Linked DNA regions of Homo sapiens: region 2 is linked to region 1. Evidence: read pairs that join two places in POLR2A ChIA-PET (ENCODE). Cell type or tissue: Panc1. All regions are shown on one strand.

Region 1 (2,500 bases):
TTCAGTATGGGGGCTGGTCACCAGAAACACCAAGGCAGGATTAAAGAATTGAAAGCCAGACACAGTGGCTCACGCCTGTAATCCCAGCACTTTGGGAGGCCAAGGCGGGCAGATCACTTGAGGTCAGGAGTTCGAGACTAGCCTGGCTAACATAGCAAGACTCCGTCTCTACTAAAAATATAAAAATTAGCCAGGCTTGGTGGCACCCACCTGTAATCCCAGCTACTCAGGAGGCTGAGGCAGGAGAATCACTTGAATCCAGGAGACGGAAGTTGCAGTGAACAACACTGCCCTCCAGCCTAGGCAACAGAGAGTAAGATTCCGTCTCAAAAAAAAAAAAAATTGTTGGGACTTTCAGCCCCACTGTAAACCTACCAAACCTGGGGAGGAGGGAAAGCGTTAGGGTTAAGCTGATCACCAATGGGCAATGATTTAATCAATCGTGCCTAGATGATGAGGCTTCCATAAAAACCCAGAAATGGGTTCAGAGATCTTCTGGATAGCTGAACACATGGAGGTTCCTGGAGAGTGACATGCCCGGGAGGACATGGAAGCTCTGTGTCTTTTCTCCCTATACATCTCCTTATCGGTGTCACTTGTAATATCCTTTATAGTAAACCAGTAAGTGGAAGTAAGTGTTTCCCAAGTTCTGTGAGTCACTCCAGCAAATCAAACCCAACAAGGAGGTCATTGGAACCCCAACGTGAAGCCAGTTAGTCAGAAGTTCTGAAAACCTAGACTTAAGACTGGTGGGAAGAGACTGGTCTTGTGGGACCTACTCCTCAACCTGTGGGATCTGATGTTATTTCCAGGTAGACTGTGTCAGAGTTGAATTGGAGGACACCCAGCTGGTGTCTGCTGCAGAACTGTTTGCCTGCCTGGTGTGTGGGGAGAAACCTCCCACATTTGGTCACAGAAGTATTCTGTGTTGATTGTTGCGTTGAGTGAGAGAATTGCACCAGGGATAGACTTCTCCTTACTAACTATGAAAGTCCTAGATGACTGGGACTTTCACAGCTAGTGAGGAGAAGTCTATGCCTGGTGCAGTTCTCCCAATAAAAGGCTGTTTTGGCTGGGCATGGTGGCTCACACCTGTAATCCCAGCACTTCAGGAGGCCGAGGCGGGTGGATCACCTGAGGTCAGGAGTTTGAGACCAGCCTGACCAACTTGGCTAAACCCTGTCTCTACTAAAAATACAAAAATTAGTGGGGTGTGGTGGCGCATACCTGTAATCCCAGCTACCTAGGGGGCTAAGGCAGGAGAATCACTTGGAGGCAGAGGTTGCCGTGAGCTGAGATCGTACCATTGCACTCTAGCCTGGGCAACAATAGCAAAACTCTGTCTCAAAAAAAAAAAAAAAAAAAAAAAAAAGGCTGTTTGTCTGTTGTTTAGTGGTTTAGTGTAGCCACCTTCATCAGTTATCTCAGCTAGGTCTTCTGGATAACTTGCTGCAGCTTCTACATCAGAGTTTGCTGCTTCACCTTGAACTTTTTTTTTTTAAGACAGGGTCTCACTATGTTGCCCAGGCTGGTTTTGAACCTCTGGGCTCAAGTGATCCTTCTTCCTCAGCCTCCAGAGTAGCTGTGACTACAGGCATGAACCATCACACCTGGCAAACTTGCACTTTAACATTATGGAGATGGCTTCTTTCCTTAAATTTAATAAGCCAACATATGCTAGCTTTAAACTTTTCTACTGCAGCTTCCTAACTTCTCCCAGCCTTCATAGAATTGAAGAGAATTAGGGCCTTGCTCTGGATTGGGCTTTAGCTTAAGCTTGTCCACCCTACAGCTTGTGAACTCCATGCAGCCCAGGATGGCTTTGAATGTGGCCCAACACAAAATTGTAAACTTTTTTAAAACATTATGAGATTTTTTTTGCGATTTTCTTAAAGCTCATCAGCTATTATTAGCGTTGTTGTATATTATGTGTGACCCAAGACAATTCTTCTTCTTCCAATGTGGCCTAGGAAAACCAAAAGATTGGACACCCCTGCTGTTTAGCTTAAGGGAATGTTGTGGCTAGTTTGATCTTCTATCCAGACCACTAAAACTTTCTCCAAATCAGCCATAAGGATGTTTTACTGTGTTCACTTAAGTAGGACTTTTAATTGCCTTCAAGAACTTTTCCTTTGCACTCACAACTTGGCTAACTGCTTAGGGGAAGAGGCCTGGCTTTCAGCCTATCTTGGCTTTCTCTATGCTTCATCATTTCTAGCTTTTGATTTAAAGTGAGAGACCCGAGACTCTTCCTTTCACTTGAACACTTAGAGGCCATTGTAGGGTTATTAACTGGCATAATTCCAATATTGTTTTGTCTCAGGGAATAGGGAGGCCTGAGGAGAGGGAAACAGATGGGAAAGGCCAGTTGGTGGAGCAGTCAGAACACACACAACATTTATTAAGTTCACCATCTTATGTGGGTGCAGTTCTGGGAGCCCCAAAACAATTACAGTAGTAACATCAAAGATCACCGTAACAGATATAATAATAATGAAAA
Region 2 (2,500 bases), 210 kb before region 1:
TGTTTAAATCTTTCTTCAGTTCCCCAAAGGCTCCAGCGCCCCTGTGGGTGCGTGCCCCCAAGTCCCAACCCCAAGTCCGCACTGGTCCACAAATGTTGGAGTCTCAATGACTCACAAACCAAGAGTTTCCTCAAGAGGTTGGGGTTGGGGAAAGAATGGGATTGGGAGGGAACAGGGAGAAACTGACTAATTATACCTCAAAAATTATTGTCCCTGTCATATGCAAAAATTAATTGTTTAAATGATCATAAATTCAGGATCCACCACTCCCTCCTTACCAGCCAAGCCTCCTCTCAGGGAGAATTAGCATAGGATAATAGGAACGGACTATTAGAAACAACTCAGTTACCCCTCACTTCCTGCTGGGAGCCAGTCCCTTATTCAGATAGGTATTTTAGGCAGGGTTGCTAATGACCTCCAAGCCCATTAGTGACATTCTTTATGTTTGCTTCACATGCTGATGCAGGTGATGTGACTGCCCCTGGCAAGATGGGAACTCCTCTCTCTGCCCTGGCACAGCTGCCTTAATGTTCTTAGGTAGCCTCTACTATTGTGTTCTAGACTTAAAATCCAGGCTAGTAAAAAGGGCGTCAGAAATTGGCCGACCATGCAGTCCTTTCCTATTTTGTTCTTTTCTGCACTGATGTATAAGTAAAAGTTTACGTGGTTGACACAGCGCCCAAACTCCATTTTCTTTGCTAATGGAAGAGAGTAGAGGGGAAGAAAACACAAAACAGGCTCTGTGTGCACAGCACACACACTGTCATTCTCACAGGGGCCTCCCTGGCTTCCTGGGCAGCTTGCCTCTTGAGGGGAGAGCAGGGCCCCTGGTCGTGGTGCCAGGAATTCCTAGTTGCGTCAGAAAGGGCAACCGCTGCCCATGAAGGCTGAGCAAATTCCCCGAGGCACCCAAACAGTGGGCAAAGGAATTCAGAGGTGGTGGGCCCCTGCTGCCTCCACCCCTCCTACTTATAAAAACACAGGCAACAAGCCATCAAAAAGACACTTTCAACCAGCAAAGCCCTAATATCCAAAATGCATACTCCAATGAATCAATATGAAAAAAAAAAGCAACCCACTAGAAAAAAATAGACACTTCACAAAAGAGGAAAAATATATTTAAAAGACGCTCAACTTCATTAATTAGCAGGAAAATGCAACTTAAAACAACAATAAGATGTCTTTATGCCTGATGATATCAAATGATGAAGAGGATGTGTAACAATGGGAACTCATACATGGCTGGGGAGGGAATACATTGGATTCAGTCACTTGGAAAACTATTTGGCAGTATCTAGCACAGTTGATTATTCACAGATGCTATGTGCCATTTGTCCCAAAAACCTGACCACTTCTCTTCCAGGTCTCCCAGAACCTTATCTGGATTAGCTATACAAACAAATGAGGTCTGGATTGAGGAGCTGGCATTCCTTTCCTTCCTTCCTTTCTTCTCTCCCTCCTTCTTTCTCCCTTTTCTTCCTTACTTTCTTTCTTTTTACCTTTTGCCTTCCCTCCTCTTCTTTCTTCCTTTATTTTTGCTTTTCAAAATAGTAAAATACAACATACATATAGAAAAATACATATAGAAAAATGCATAGAAAACTTTGAGCACTTTGGGAGGCCTAGCTGGGTGGATCACCTGAGGTCAGGAGTTTGAGACCAGCCTGGCCAACATGGTGAAACCCTGTCTCTACTAAAAATACAAAAAAGTTAGCCAGGCATGGTGGTGCACACCTGTAGTCCCAGCTACTCGGGAGGCTGAGGCAGGAGAATTGCTTGAACCCTGGAGACAGAGGTTGCGTGAGCTGAGATGGAGCTACTGCACTCAAGCCTGGGTGACAGAGCGAGACTCTGTCTCAAAAAAAAAGAGAAAAAAGAAAAACGAATAGAATATCTTTGGACAGTTTAAAAAATAATTACAAAGCAGCCCCCTGTGTAACCAACACTCAAGTCAAGAAATAATAATGGCCAAACATGGTGGCTTATACCTGTAATCCCAGCACAATGGGAAGCTGAGGCCAGAGGACTGCTTGAGCCCAGAAGTTCAAGACTGGGCAACAAAGTGATGTCCCGTCTCTATGAAAAATTTTAAAATTAGCTGGGCATGGTGGCACGTGCCTATAGTCCTAGCTACTTGGGGGGCTAAGGTGAGAGGATCACTTGAGCCCAGAAGGTTGAGGCTACAATGACTTGTGATTGTGCCATTGCACGCAAGCCTGGGTAACAGAGCAAGACTCTGTCTCAAAAATAAAATAAAATAAAATAAAATAAATAGTAATAATCAGCACCCAAGAAGTTCCCTGTGCATCCCCTGAGTGATCACAACCATCTCCCTCCTATCAGAATTACTATTATACTAACTTTCATGATGTTAATTCCTTCTTGTTCTTTATAATCTACCACCTGTATTTGAATTTTATATGTGTGGATTCCCACTGTGCACATTCTTCTGTATCATGCTTCTTTCCCTCAATGTTATGTTTGTGGGATTCAAACAACT

Evidence for each region. Peaks named below come from ENCODE experiments on the same cell type or tissue, not always from the same donor. Only the 100,000 strongest peaks of a DNase experiment are listed, where the experiment ranks them.
Region 2: POLR2A ChIA-PET joins it to region 1 with 12 read pairs; 2 of 35 experiments call an interaction of 5 or more read pairs at or near these places.

The regions. Positions count from the first base shown.
Region 1 is chr14:73,625,662-73,628,161 of GRCh38, reverse strand. It overlaps a transcript of HEATR4 not described here. Among named protein-coding and RNA genes, the nearest start is that of ACOT6, 14 kb to the right of the region's middle. In Panc1, no CTCF peak of the experiment used is centred here; no DNase peak of the experiment used is centred here.
Region 2 is chr14:73,832,032-73,834,531 of GRCh38, reverse strand. No RefSeq gene overlaps it. Among named protein-coding and RNA genes, the nearest start is that of LINC02274, 3.1 kb to the right of the region's middle. In Panc1, no CTCF peak of the experiment used is centred here; no DNase peak of the experiment used is centred here; H3K27ac peaks cover 2,500 bases.